2 separate regions of the Homo sapiens genome follow, and region 2 is linked to region 1. Evidence: chromatin contacts called from ENCODE Hi-C data. All regions are on one chromosome and are shown on one strand. Each heading gives the region's core, a stretch centred on a gene start or an enhancer-like site at or near the end of the contact. The rest is flanking DNA. Distances are from core to core; before and after follow the strand shown. Region 1 has its middle 69 kb from the start of PHLDA1-AS1. Region 2 overlaps ZDHHC17 (zDHHC palmitoyltransferase 17).

What was found. A loop is a pair of places that touch in the nucleus more often than their neighbours do. Pooled maps may share reads with other maps.
Region 2: a map with no recorded cell type shows a loop between it and region 1 (2.7-fold over the local background). The contact joins two enhancer-like sites. A Hi-C loop is called at or near these places in 4 of 37 single-sample maps with no recorded cell type and 2 of 50 pooled maps.

Annotation. Positions count from the first base shown.
Region 1 is chr12:75,957,289-75,965,198 of GRCh38, forward strand. It overlaps the pseudogene RN7SL734P and the pseudogene LOC100289143. Among named protein-coding and RNA genes, the nearest start is that of PHLDA1-AS1, 69 kb to the right of the region's middle. RefSeq lists an enhancer at 194-1,139. Within about 2 kb of position 2,977, at least 6 of the 41 ENCODE cell types and tissues checked have a DNase peak (open chromatin) inside an H3K27ac peak, as active enhancers do.
Region 2 is chr12:76,772,731-76,780,640 of GRCh38, forward strand. All of the region lies in intron 1 of ZDHHC17 (zDHHC palmitoyltransferase 17), which reads left to right. Among named protein-coding and RNA genes, the nearest start is that of ZDHHC17, 13 kb to the left of the region's middle. Within about 2 kb of position 5,086, at least 6 of the 41 ENCODE cell types and tissues checked have a DNase peak (open chromatin) inside an H3K27ac peak, as active enhancers do.

The DNA.
Region 1 (7,910 bases), core at 1,727-4,226:
TAAGTGTTCTGTATATAGTAAAGATATTAAACCTTTACATATATATACTTTGTAAAAAATGAACTTCTATAATTTACATACTATGCCCAATAGTTTTTGTCTGCCTTGCCGTATATGTCATTTAAATTATTCCTTTCTTCCCTCCTTGGCTGCATTTATGACTTTCCTAATAATATTTCTAAAAGACCACTATCATCTTGAAAGAGTACAGTACATAACCCATGACGCAGGGGAGAAACGGGTACAGCAGGCAACTCTGTTCAATTTGTATGGAAAAATGTCTTGCATTTTTTCACTTTTTTGACTTGAAATAATATTTTACATCATGATTCAATGTACCTCATGTAAGTATATATGTAAATATACATAGGTAAAGCATGTTAAGTAAATGTACATATCACATATAAGTATACAGGTATAAAATAAATAAAAGTTTTCTAAAACAGTACTATCATGTTTAAAAAAAAGTTTACATACTGTACTTTCTGTTGTCTTAGGATAGATGCATGAGAAGAAAGGATACTTTATAAGGTAAGAACTCAAAAGAGGCAGGTTTCAGTATGTTGTCCAGGCTGCAAGGCAGTCGCTCTTCACAGGTGTGATGCCAATACCGATCAGTGTGGGAGTTTTGCACTGCTCTGTTTCCAACCTCTGCCACTTCACCCCTCCTTAGGCAACCTGGTTGTCTCCTGCTTCTGGGAGGTCACTACATTGATGCTGAACTTAGTGCAGACACTCAATTGGCATCATGCACTACAGCCAAGAACTCCTGGACTCAAGCGATCCTCCCACTTCAGCCTCCTGAATAGCTGGGACTATAGATGCATGCTATCATGCCTGGTAGTACTATCCTTAATACCTGCCTTGTACACAGATATTTTTCCTTTTTTCGTAGGCTAGTTGATATCAAATTAAGTTGAGTTCATGAGCCATTAATAATACCCAACCCACAGTTGGAGAAACACCATAATAATTGAAGATGCTCTGGATCCAGGAAAGAAATATAAGTATAAGCATCCTTATGTTTTCAGAGTTTAATTAATTAAAAGAAGAGTTTCTGGAATTGGGCTGCTTAGTTCAAAATCTGGTTTATGAACCATGGGAACTTGGGCAGAGTTCTTCATCTCGCTGCCTGGTTTATTTAACTTTCAAACAGGGACAATATTAATTCCTACCTTATAGAAAAGTCATGAGAGTTAAATGAGATGGTATGTGTACAATACTTAAGAAGCATGTGAAAAGCATTCAAAAATGCTATGAGATACAAGTATTCCCATCTTTATGTTTTTGGAGTCTAATTAATTAACAGAAATCTGTATTATGTTACCTGAAATATGTATTATACATGTATCATCTCATTTAAACTCTCATGAATTTTCTATAAGGTAGGGATTAATACTGTCCCCATTTGACAGTTAAAGAAACTAGGCAGAGAGGTGAAGAAACCTGCCCAAGTTCCCATGGTTCATAAACCAGATTTTGAATTAAGCAGCCCAATTCCAGAAACTCTTCTTTTCAACTCCTCTGACCTTCCACTTGCTCTGCTGCAGCCCAATATGAGTCCAGGGGCACTAACCCCTAAGTGAGGAAGAAAACTGATTGCAAAATTTAGCACCAAAGCTATAGAAAGTTTTGAGGTTTCAATAAACCGTAAGGCAGTGGGACAGGAAAGAGATTAGAAAGCAGAGAGTGAGGGTGAATGAGGGTCCGCCATCAGAGTAGCCATAGGCTGTTTGCAAAGAACCTGTTCTTTTCTAAATCTTTCTGTTCCTGCCGAAGGAGGAGTAGGTAGAAGAAACATGAAGCTCAAATAAAACAAGTGCAGGAGGAATATTAGGTCATCGGGCCTGGTTTATCTGTCAGCATTAGGCAGATATCTGTAATGAAATTCCACTATAAACATATACATGCAGGCATTTGTCTATCTTATTTTTTAGATGCAAATCTGTATTGGAATGTATAAACAAGGGTGGGAGGGAAAGGGAGCTGAAGCCATTTTTTTGAGGCTAGGAACTGTAACAAAGGCTATCCCCAGGCAAAATTTAGCCTTTATGATGTTAATTGAGGCATACCTTCCTGCAGTCCAGGTTTTAGCAGAGTCCAGAGCCTTAAAGGAGAGTCTGCCAGAATTTGGGCTTTTATAGTCACTCACTCCAACCCTCTTTTTCTTTTCTTTAATGGCTTACTATTTGTGTTTAAGTTGAAAACTTAGCTTCTTCTACTGGAAGAAGATGATGGGTTTGGTTTTCTAATAAAAAGACTACTATCAAAGTGGCAGGAAGTCTTGTTCACGCAAGTCTTTAAAAACTGCTGCAGTAATTCAGGCCAGCATTTAGTAACATCACAACCAGGAAGTCCTTTTTTAGATCTAATCTACATCCATCTTGCTGCAATTTATAAATAAATGTTGGCTTCCCACCCCAGCCCTAGAGTGCTGAATGCCCAAGGAAAATTTAAAACAGTGACTGAGTGCATACCAAACAGAGCCATCAGCAGAGTTCATTCATTTGCATACAACACATTGTGATCCTCGGATAAAAGATGCTACATTTGTACAAAGCCTTGCTAATGTTTTTTACAAATTAGTCCCATAATTAAACCCCTGCAAATAGTAATTGCAAATACTTACTTCATTACTAAATAATTCCTATTCAGAAAAGAAAAATCCAGCTCATTTACTTATTTTATTGTTGGACAGATATATACAATAGATCTTTATCTGAAGACATAGGGCATTGAGCTCTTGCTGAGATAAATTAGGAACAATGCTGAGATAAATTAGGAACAATGCTTTCAAATCCTGTGCACCAGAAAAAAAAAATGTGCTTCAGCTTTGCAGGTGTTGGCTGGAGGTGGGAGTTTCATGGTTGCATATTAACTCTCTGACCTCCCCTCGATAGCCAGGTGACAGCTGCAGTGAGGTTTCTTTGAAGTGTGACATTCCTTCGGCACTTCAAAGGACCCAGGCCTCTGAGGCAGGTATGTTTGCTGGCCACACCTGGTACCTGCCAACCCCACTGTAGCAGCTGGTGGACAGGAAGCTCCTAGGAACTAGCCCAGGGTCTCTCTAATGAAGTACATCTGACTGATACTGTTCCAAAGTGGGAGAGAAAGGCCCTCACATCAGTGAAGAGCTTCAAGCTCTGTCGTTTTCTAAGGAAACAATGTCTCCTCCACCCAGGTCAGCACTTCATAGCCCGGAAAGCAGCAAGTATGGAATTTTGACTAGAAAGTGCCCTTTGTGAAAATCAAACTTTATTCACACAGGCAAGAGGTCTGAGCAGATTGCTAAAGAGAGACTTAGTTAAAAGTGAAATGTGAGCAGAATGCTAAGGCTGAAAACTATTGCTGGGAAAGGTAAATGTGAAAACACCCTAATAATTGAATCCAACATGCCAAAGGGAGCACTTTGAGGTCAGACCTAGAATAGGAAAATAACCCTGGCCTCGATCCAAGTTGGTTAAAAAGCACTTAGCACATACGATATACTCCACACCATTGCCAATCCCCCAAAACAACCACCTTTTGGTGCTTCTTCTGAGTAACAAGTTTTTGGGTTTTGTTTTGTTTTGTTTTGTTTTTTGAGATGCAGTCTTGTTCTGTCACCCAGGCTGGAGTGCAGTGGTATGATCTTGGCTCACTGCAACCTCTGCCTCCCAGGTTCAAGCGATTCTCCTGCCTCAGCCTCCCCAGACACTGGGACTACAGGTGCCCGCCACCACACCCAGCTAATTTTTGTATTTTTAGTAGAGTTGGGGTTTCACCATATTGGCCAGGCTGGTTTTGAACTCCTAAACTGGTGATTCACTCGCCTCAGCCTCCCAAAGTGCTGGGATTACAAGTGTGAGCCACCGCAACTGGCCCTGAGTAACAAGTCTTACTGAGTCCCTACAGTACATGACCTGGTGTCAGGAAGGTAAATAAAACGCAGTGCTTCTCATTTACCATCTGGTTGAGACTTTCAGCTGTAGACCTCCCTGTCAGGCATTTAGCCTCTAAAAACAGATGCCCTCAGGTCCAAATCAGAGCCCTTCCATTTGCTGTGAGTCCTTGGGCAAATGGACTTAATTTTTTTTTGTCTCAGTTCCACCCTCAGAGAATAGCAATGAGGATTAGAGAGAATGCATGTACAATGACTAGGACAGTGTCTGGAGCTCAACAACAGGTCAACAAATATGAGCTAATACTCTTACAGCTATTACAGGGAAGAAGATGATAAGGTGGGATGTGGCCTTGGAAAAACCACTGTCCCACCCAGCTTATGGATCACATTGACTGTCAATGAACTGTATCTGCACTCATAACTCACTTGTTTCTGGAGGAAGATAGGTCTTACACTAGCTGTTTATGTTCCACGGGAGAATGCTATGAACCTAGGAACCAGGTCTCTGGTGTTTTCTGTTTGTTTGTTTTTGTTTTTTTGGAAACAGCTTCTCACTTTGTTGCCCAGGCTGTAGTGTCATGGTGCAGTCTCAGCTTGATTGCAGCCTTGACCTTCTGGGCTCAAGCAATCCTCCCACCTCAGCCCCCTGAGTAAGCTGGGACTACAGGCATGCACCACCATGCCTGGCTAATTTTTGTATTTCTCATAGAGATGGGGCCTTGCCATGTTGCCTAAGCTAGTCTCAAACTCCTGGCTCAAGGGATCTGCCCACCTCCTCAGCCTCCCGAAGTGCTGGGATTCAGGCATGAGCCACTGCACCTGGCCTCCAGTGTATTTTCCTACAGCATCTGGCAGGGAAGCCAATGCAATGGACCTCACCCTGCCAAGGCGTGGCAATGAGCTGGAAGAGCCTATACTGATCCCACCCACTACCTCCCAGTAGCATGCATGCACAGTGCTCAGCTCATGGGCTTGCGGTGAGGATTAAGTAAGATCGTGAGGGTGATGCTCTTAGTGTAATGGCTGGCACATACTAAGGATTCAACACTTGTTTACTCCTCTTATTAAGTTAAGATACAACCATTGTGCCTGGAACAGCAAGTGATTCTTTTTTTTTTTTTTTTTTTTTTGAGACAGTCTTGCTCTGTCGCTCAGGCTGGAGTGCAGTGGCGCAATTTCGGCTCCCTGCAACATCCACCTCCTGGGTTCAAGCAAAATTCTCTACCTCAGCCTCCCAAGTGGCTGGGATTACAGGTGCTCGCCGCCACACCTGGCTCACTTTTGTAGCAGAGACTTGGCCAGGCTGGTCTTGAACTCCTGACCTCGTGATCCACCCGCCTCGGCCTCCCTAAGTGTTGGGCTTACAGGCATGAGCCACCATGCCTGGCCGGTAAGTGATTCTTTTCCATAAAAACATCCATTCCCATCGCTGAGCTAGCCCTTCCATAAAATGCAAGATAACTGCAGAGAGAAGACAAAGGCAGAGAGTGAAAGGCTCATTTAGCTTTGCATCCTCACATGCATTATAGAATATGGTCAGAGAATAGCTTCAGAATTCAGAAAGGTCAGGGTTGGAATCTTGACTGCACAACTTAGTAACCAAGTTACTTAGCCTCTCCAAGTCTCAGCATCCTCGTCTATAAAATGGAGAGAGAGGTCATACAAATGAAACATAAGGTATGTAAAATATCTAGCCTGTTAGAACACACCTAATAAGATACACTCATGGCACCAACTTTCTCTCATGGTTCTCCCTTCAAGCATTTTATATATTCCCTTTTAACGAGTACTTTGTAAAGGCTGTAAAAATTGGCTTGCAAAATAGCATAAGATTGCATGACGGCAAACATCGTTGCTTTCCTCCAGAAAGCATGAGCTAGTGAACCTAGCATGGCAGCATATCAGCTGTGCTTCCCATCCAGAGGTAAGACTGGGCCCAGCCAGAAGGGAAAGGCAGAAATTTACTCTGATTAACACCAACCCTTCCTTTTGACTACCTCCCAACAACTTTGTCTCCATTACCAACTAGGCAGTATCTTCCAGGCCTTTAACACACGCGCACACACACACACACACACACACACACACACGCACACACGCACAGAGAGAGAGAGAGACCTACATTTTATTTATCCCCCTCTTTTCTTCACATAGGTAGGAGTATGTACTATGATGTGGTAGAAATGGCCTGAACTTTGAGGCCAGACACACTGGTGATTTCCCAAAGGAAACTAGTTCAAATTGACCCAGTTTTGCTAAGGCCTCACCCCAGCCATGTCTACCTTCTCTATCAAGGTCAAGGCATGTACAATCTCTCACCTAAACCTCATAAAATAACCCCTGTCCAGACTCTCCACTCCACAACAATTCTCCTCTGTTAATCTCTCATTGGCTGCCATGAGGATCTATGTCCACATTTTACCCACCTCCTCCCCCACTGAACAACAATTCTGTGATTATGGGAGTGATGAACATTAATACTGCTACTATCACTGTTATGACAGCTTGCCTTTATTAAGGCATTGTGCTAAGGGCTATGGATATGTTAGATCATGTTATTTCTCATAACAACCCTGTAAACTGAGTATTATTTTTCCAATTTTTCAAATAAGAAAACTAAGACTCAGAGAACTTGGGTAACCTGCCCAAGGCCATAAGTCTCAAATATAGAAGCTCTGGAATTTCAAACAGGTTAGTTCATTCATTCATATATCCATTGATTCATTCCCTCAACATTCAAAATAGTTATTGAGTATATTCCCTGTGCCAGGAACCAGTGAAGCTAGGTTTTGGTTATCAACAAACAAGATGGATGCTATTCCTGTCTTAGAGGGATTTATCTTCAGTCTGATTCCAAATCCTGTTTCTTTACCACTACATGTATCATTTCCCAAATTAGGGATCAAACAGTCATACCAGTTAGTATAGTATACCTTAACCTGGAAAAGAACTGACACCTTCACTTACATGGAGACTGTAGCCTGATATACCCTGCCATCACCCTTCACAAGCAAAAGGAAAAATTTCTAAAGAGTTCTAGAAAATTCAGACTATATTCTGGAAGTACAACTCTAGAAGCCTGGGACCTCTGCATTCTAGTTCTGCTCAGTTTGAATATGGCACTAATGTGGAAGTCCACGAGTGTCTGTCACTCATGGCTGGCCACACCCCCTATTCTTGCACAGGTTCCCTCCCTGCCTGAGGAAGTATTTCTAACAGATATTTCAGTTCACTTCCTTCTCAGGCTGGCCTTGCCTCACTTCTAGGATTGTTTCTCTATCCATCTCCTACACACAGCCAGGCCACACAGGTAGGTTCCTACTTAGTATTTTAGTATGATTTCAGAAATACTGAGAAGCTAACAGTACCATCTCCTTCTCCAGGGCTACTGCACTGCCCATCTGCAGGGGCACAGACAACAGGATATGATAGGTGCCCCTGGGAGAAGAGGCTCTGTCTCTCCTCTCCCACAACACACTATTAATTCCTTACATACTCCCAAATGCCCCCAAATATACCAACATTTCCTTCTGCATTTAGAAAATTTTAAATGCAAATGACCTTCTAAAAGATCATATTCGGCAGACAGCGACAGACGGAGCTGCGGACCAAATTGGAACCTCTGGCTTAAGAGTAATCATGTTTCTTCAGTATTAGTGAGCAGGGAGATCAGGTCTATACGCTGGAGAAATTTGACTCGATGGGACAACAGACCTGCTTAGCCCATCCTGCTCAGTTCTCCCCAGATGACAAATATTCCCGACACCGAATCACCATCAAGAAACGTTTAAAGGTGCTCATGACCCAGCAACCGCGCCCTGTCCTCTGAAGGTCCCTTAAACTGATGTCTCTTCTGCCACCTGTTACCCCCTAGAGACTCCGTAACCAAACTCTTCAATCTGTGAGCCCTGATGCCTTTTTGCCAGCCATGCTCTTTGGCATCCAGTCTCATCATGGTGATTGATCATGCTTGTGCGAGGCAATCATGGTGGCATCACCTGTAAAGGGAACACGTTTAACTTTTTTT
Region 2 (7,910 bases), core at 3,836-6,335, 820 kb after region 1:
GAGACAGGGTTTCACTATGTTACCCAGGATGGTCTCAATCTCCTGACCTCGTGATCCACCCGCCTCGGCCTCCCAAAGTGCTGGGATTACAGGCGTGAGCCACCGCGCCCGGCCTTAACGCTTGTTTTTGTTTCTTTGGGAGAGGGATGGAGTTTTGCTCTTGTTGCCCAGGCTGGAGTGCAATGGCGTGATTCTTGGCTCACTGCAACTTCGCCTCCTGGGTTCAAGCAATTCTCCTGCCTCAGCCTCCCTCCCGAGTACCTCTACAAGCACGTGCCACCACGCCCTGCTCATTTTTTGTATTTTTAGTAGAGACGGGATTTCACCATGTTGGCCAGGCTGGTCTTGAACTCCTGACCTCAGGTGATCTGTCTGCCTCGACGTCTCAAAGTACTGGGCTTACAGGTGTCAGCCACTGCACCCGGCGAGGTTCTTAACACTTGTAAGAGTAATGTGTGTCCGCCATTATGTTGTCATGTAGAATAGTTCCATGGCCTTAAAAATCTTTGTTCTGCCTGTTCATATGTCCTTCCCACCAATCCCTGATTTTTTTTACTGTCTCTTTAGTTTTGTTTTTTCCAGAGTATCTTATAGTTGGAATCATGCAGTATGTTGCCTTTTGGATTGGCTTCTTTGACTTAGTAATATTCATTTAAAGTTCCTCCATGTCTTTTCATGGCTTCATAGCTCGTTTCTTTTTAGTGCTGAATAATATTTTATTTTCTGGGTGTATCAAATCCATTCACCCACTGAAGGACGTCTTATTGCTTCCAAGTTTTGTTCATTTACTTTTCACAGTAGTTCTGCAAAGTGTATATGTTGAGCTGTTTACAGATTAGGAAACAGATTCAAGAGAGGTGAAGTAGTTTACTCAGGTTCACATCATTAGAAAGTTGGCATAGTTTATATTAGAACCTAAACTCTGACTCCCAAGCCCATAATCCTTATATGTACTTTGCTGTATACATGAATAGGTCAAAATACAATTTATTTTTTACTTATTTTTTACAATATAGTAGAAAAACTTTATTAGAGTTAACTATCAGTTCTTCCTTGTTACTAAAGGAACTAGGGGAGGATTCATTTTTAGCAGTTGCTCTAAGGCCACTTCTTTTAGTAACCTTTTTACTTGAAATAATAAAACTACATTTCCATAAAAGTCCTTCTCTTTGAAATTTTCTTTTATTCAGTCTATTCTTTTGCTTAGTATACATTAATAAGGTAAAATATACTTCTGGCTGAGTGCGGTGGCTTGTGCCTGTAAATCCCAGCACTTTGGGAGGCTGAGGTGGGAGGATCGCTTGAGCCTAGCAATTCCAGACCAGCCTGGGAAGCAGTGGGATCCCTGTCTCTACAAAAAAATAAAAGAATTAGCTGGGTGTGGTGATGCATGCCTGTAGTCCCAGCTACTTAGGAGGCTGAGGCAGGAGGATTGCTTGAACCCAGGAGGTTGAGGCTGCAGTGAGCCGAGATCATGCCACTGCACTTCGGCCTGGATGACAGAGTGAGACCCTGTCTCAAAATAAAGAATGTGTGTGTATGTGTATGTGTATGTGTATGTGTGTAAATATATATATATACACACACACACATATATATACATACACACACACACACACACGCCCCCCCACCCCCAACATCCTTTGAAAGCGGGTGTCTCTTGTTGAAATAACCCTAGGTGTAGATAAGGATGGAGATGAGTAGTCTCAGTATTAAATCTGTGGCAGAGCTGATGAGAGGACAGACAGTGCTGATTGAATTATAGGTGTCTCAAGTTTAAACATTTTTGAAGAGTCCTACTATCATTTGTATTATCTGTAAATCTCTTCTAAAGATTTGTTACTGGACCACATTCTTCTACTTAGTAGAGCTTTTTTGGAATACATTTCAGGGTAGTGTACCTCAAATGCTTCATCCAGCAGTTAGTAACCATATGATCTTGGGCAAATTACTTAATCTTCTGGGTACCTCAGTTTTATTATCTGGAAAGTGGGGTTAATAACACCTACTTCTTAGGGTCCTTATGAGATTAAATGAGTTAATATACCTTTTGTAGATTTTAACCTGTATGTATTTTAATATCTCTGAAATTGGGATTTGTGACTTATAGTTAATGGTGTCTGTTGCATTAGCGAAATTGCAATAGTGACTGTCAGTGCCTGTGCATGTGGCATCTTTGTGATTATTCCTTTTCTGTTTCTTTTTTGAGACAGGATCTTACTGTAGCTGGGACTGCAAGTGCACACCACCATGCCTGATTAATTTTTTTTATATTTTTAGTAGAGGTGGGTTTCGCCATGTTGGCCAGGCTGGTCTTGAACTCCTGGGTTTAAGCGATTCACCTGCCTTGGCCTCTCAAAGTGCTGGGACCACCATGCCCGGCCTCTTTGTGGTTATTCCTGATAGCACAATTGTACACCTGCTGCCCCCATTTCATTAGCAATCCATTTAAAGAGCATTTTAGAAAGGAGTTTGATTACTGATTGTTTTCTGAAAACTGTTGATAACTTCCAGTAAGATCAAGAAAATCATCAAAACTTGTGGAATGTGTGTCAGTGGCTTGGAGAAGGAAATCCTAGAGATAATAGTGACATTCTTTTAAGAAATGCTATATTTCAGTGTTCTTGGTGGCTCATAAACAATATTGTGATGAAGAACATGGTATTGAAACTCTAAGTTGAACAGTGATTCCAAAGAGGCTAACCTTGAGCATGAACAAGTTTTAGCAATACAGTAACTGATTTGTTTATCTCCATTTGATATAGCCTAAAGAGTGATATTTTAAAAATCTAAGTAAGTCTGTAAAAGATTTTTCAATTAGTGTAAATAATCCTTCAATTAGTAGAAGTAAAAATTTGAAGTGATAAAAAAGCATTCAGTTCAGTTGGCAGTATTTTCTTTCTTAGTGGTACATACAATAATGGTGCATATTATAATCAATAGCATCTTTTGATTTTATGAAATTCTGTCTCTAAGTAAAATTTAGAACAATACCTGGCAAATAGTTAGCTGTTGTTTTATAATCTTTACTTACTTTCTTTCTGCAGTTCCAAGATTTTAAGAGAGCATGTACACTATTGTTAATCTTGTTTTTAACCCTAGAATTTTACCTCCCTATGTTCTTTCACTGAAATTATAAATATTCATTAATCTTTATTTATATTTCTGTAAATATAATCATGAATAAATTCTAGACAGTGTTTTCTTTGGAAATTTTGCTTTCTCTTTGACCACTCATAATGTAAATAGCCAGAATCTTCCACCTGTTTGTGAGAGGTTAATTAGCTTGATTTCAGAAATTCCCATTAAACTTTTTTTCCTTATTTGTGTCCTTTTTCCATTGAATAATTGATGTAATCAAGTCCCAAAAAAGGGTACAGGTGGAAAAAAAAAATTCTTGACAAACTAGAATCTAGTCTTCTAGCATAGCAGACCATATATAAACTTAAACTTTCTGAACATTATTATCCTAACATCCGATTTATTCTATACTGTTGAATAATGTATAAATTTTAAAGGTATCAGAAATTTAAGTTTCAGCATGGGTTTTTTTTAGCCTTAATGGTGACACATGATTATTGTAAAAAATTTAAGTAGTACAGAAGGATATATAGTTCATGGTGAAGTCCCACAGTTCCCTGTCCCCAGCAAGCACAAACTTCTCTCACTCCTCACAGGTAAATACTACTTTAAAGTACACTCAGAATTTTCTATGCTTGTACATTTAAATATATATTTTACATACATGTTCATGTATATTTATTTCCTTGTTTTTATTACATAAATGTTATGTTATAAAATCTGTATTTTTCTGAATACAATTTGGACATAGCTGTATTTTAGCACATAACGATCTTCCCTATTCTTTGTAGTGTCTGGACCTGCATTGTTCAATGGTGACCACCACTGATGTGTGGCAGTTTAAATTTAATTAAAATGAATAAAATTTAAAATTCAGTTTTTCAGTTATACAAGTTACATTTCAAGTGTTTATTAGCTATGTGTGGCTAGTGGCTGTTGTTTTAGGTAGCACAGAATTATAGAACAGGTCAATAATCTATATACAGAAAGTTCAATTGGACAGCTTTGTTCTGGACAGTTTTTTAAAAAAACTTGTATGAAAATTTTTTTTACTGTGTAACTTTTTATTGAGGCATATTTTATGATAAATTGTGCACATTTTAAATGCTCAAGTTGATAACTTTTCTTGAACTTTTTAAAATAGTTGTAGATTCACATGCAGTTGTAAGAAATAACACGGAGAGATCTCATGTATCCTTTACCTTGATTCTCCCAGTGGTAACACCTTGCAAAATTATAGGACACTGTAGGATAGGATAGGATAGTATATAATAGCACAACCAGGAAATTAACATTGGTACAGTCAAGATACAGCACACTTCCTTCCCCATAAGGATTCTTCATATTGCCCTTTTATACCCATGTGGTCTTCCTTCCAGCTCCCAACCTGTCCTTAACCCCTGGCAATCACTAACCTGTTCTCCATTTCTATTATTTTGTAATTTTAAGAATGTTACATAAGTGGGATCATGTAGTATGTAACCTTATGGGATTGGCTTTTCTCATTCAGCATAATTCTCTGGAGAGTCATCAGGTTGTTGTGTGTATCAGTACCTTGTTCCTTTTTGTTACTGAATAGTATCCCACAGTATGGATGTACCGTGATGTGTTAACCATTCACCCATTGAAGATTATCTGGGTTGTTTCCAGGTTTTGGTTATTAGAAATTAAACTGCTTTAAACATTTGTGTACAAGTATTCATGTAAACATAAATTTTGATTCTTCTGGGAGTGCAATCACTGGGTCATATGGTAGTTGCATGTTAATGTTTGTAAGAAACTGACAAGCTGTTTTCCTGAGTAACTGTACATTTTACATTCCAATCAGCAGTATATGAGTGAGGATGAGGGAGAGCTGCATCCTCACCAGCATTTGGTATTGTCACTTTGTTGTGATTTTTATTGTTATATTTACTTTCTAATTGGTCTTGGGATCTCTATCTTGAGAGGGCCATAAGGCAAGTAGCGTCACTCTAGGAGAGCCCTAGCAGGGATTGGGGAACTGAGTTAGGTTTGTGCGTGTGTGTCAGGTGAGACACATGAGGAAGTGAAACCAGAATGAAACGAGATTTACTGGTAGAGCCCAGAGAGGTTAAGGTTAAGGAAGGATGCGGGGAGCTGAGGGAGGGGAGAGAGAAAAAGAGTGAGAGGGAAAAGGGGATATCAGTGGGACTATGCCTTTTTTAAGGTACATGGGCATTACCCTGTAGGCTTTCCTGTGGTGGTTGTGGATTGGCTAGTTTAAAGCAAACACTCCTGAAGGGAGATCTTATTTACATGACTCTGGTGTTGACCATTAGGTTTTTATCGTGGTCAGCAGCTGTGGGGAATATTGAGTTTTTGGTCAGTGAGATGAAGAAGTCTATATTGCAGACAGTCACACAGGCAAGGGAAGTTTTTTTTTGTTTGTTTTTTTGAGATGGAGTCTCGCTCCCACCCAGGGTCGAGTAGAAGGGCACGATTTCAGCTCACTGCAACCTCTGCCTCCTGGATGGGTTCAAGCGATTCTTCTACTCTCCTGCCTTAGCTTCCCAAGTAGCTGGGACTACAGGCATGCACCACCACACCCAGCGAATTTTTTTAGTTTTTAGTAGAGACGGGGTTTCACTATATGTTGGCCAGGCTGGTCTCAAACTCATGACCTCAGGTGATCTGCCTGCCTCGGCCTCCCAGAGTGCTGGGATTACAGGCATGAGCCACTGTGCCCTGCCGGGAAGTTTTAACTAGGCCAAGATGGAGGGCTATAGCTGGGTTTCAGATAACTTACGTTAGATCTAAAAATGGATGCTGAGTCAGCAACCATAATAAAGAAATTTTTGACACTTTTTAATTTTAGCCCAGTCTTATAGGTAAGTGATAAGTCATTGTCATGTTAATTTGCACTTCCCTAATGGCAGATGATGTTAAATATCTTTTCATGTGCATATTTGCCATTTGTATGTCTTGTTTGGTGAAGTGTCTCTTCACGTCTGTATGACTTTGTCAGGGCTCCCATAACAGAATGCTACAAACTGGGTGACTTAAACAATGGAAATTTTTTTTCTCCAGTTTTGGAGGCTAGAAGTCCAAGATCAAGTTTCTTCTGAGGTCTCTCTGCTTAGCTTGCAGATGGCTGCATTCTCATATTCTCACATGATCTCTTTATGTATCCAAATTTTCTCCTTTTTAAAAGGACAGTAATCACATTAGATTAGGGCCCACCCAATGGCCTCATGTTAATTTGATCACCTCTTTAAAGACCCTAGCTCCAAATACAGTCTGTTCTGAGGTACAGGGGTTAGAGCTTCAACATATGAGTTTCGGGGGTATACATTTCAGCTGCTAATTGTGTCTTTTGCCTATTTCCTAGTTGATTATTTATTTTACTGTCAAGTTTTGAGAGCTGTTTATATATCTTAGGCACTAGTCACTTTGTTGTGATTTGCAGTTATTTTCTCCCAGTCTGTAGCTTGTCTTTTCCACCTTTGTATTAGTCTGTTCTCACGCTGCTAATAAAAACATACCCAAGACGGGGTACTTTATAAAGGAAGGAGGTTGAATTGACTCAGTTACACATGGCTGGGGAGGCCTCACAATCATGGCAGAAGGCAAGGAGGAGCAAAGTCACGTCTTACATGGTGATAGGCAAGAAAGTGTGTGCAGGGGAACTCCCATTTATAAAACCATCAGATCTTGTGAGATTACTATCTCACTAGAATAGCATGGGAAAGACCCATCCCCATGATTCAATTACCTCCTACCAATTCCCTCCCATGACACGTGGGAATTATGGGAACTACAATTCGAGATGAGATTTGGGTGGGGACACAGCCAAACCACATCAGCCTCATAACAGTCTTTCCCAGAGCAAAAGTTTTAATTTTGATGAAGTCTATTCGACCAATTTTTCCTTTTATGAATTGTGCTTTTCATGTCAAGTCTGAGTTTTCTTTGCCTAGCCTGAGATCCCAAAGATTGTCTTCTGTGTTTTTAAGTTTATAATTTTACCTTTAACATTCAAGTTCATGATTAATTTTGAGTTAATTTTTGTATAAAGTGTGAAAGTTAAGGTTGAGCTTCTTTTTTCTTTTTTTTTTGCCTATAGATATCCAACTGCTGTGGTACATCTCTTCCATTGAATTGCTTTTACATTGTTGTAAAAAATCAGTTGAGCATATTTGTTGTTTTTATATCTGGGTCTTCTGTTTCATTGATTTATGTATTCCTCAGCCAATACTACACAGTCTTGATTACTATAGCTATATAGTAGGTCTTGGAGTTTAGTAGTTTGCTTCTTCTCACTTTATTCATCTCTTTCAAAATTGTTTTAGCGGTTTGTTTTCTTTTACTTCCTATGTAAATTTTAGGTTAAACTTGTCTATTGTCTACTTGCTGGGATTCTGATATTAAATTTATATATCAATTGGAGAATTGACAGTTTTTACCATATTAAAATTTCCAGTCTGTCATTATGGCATGCCTGCTTATTTATTTAGATATTCTTTGACTTCTTTTATTGGTGTTTTGTAGTTTCCAGCATAAAAGATACTGTACATGTTTGGTTACAATAATTTCTGTCTCCTCATGCCCACTTAAGGACACCTCTCCAGCAGTTCTCTACACTTAACATCATTAGTTTTTGGCTCTACCAGATCATTTCTGTTAGTGATCATTTCTCTCATCTTACAAAACAAAAGCAAAATAAAAAACTTTATTTTTCTTTGATTCCATGTCACTTCTGGCTACCGCCCAACTTCTTTGTAATAAAATTCTTAAAAAGTTGTCTGTACTTGCTGTTCCCAGTTCCTTTTCTCCCATCTTTTCTTAAGTCAACTGCAGCCTAACATGTG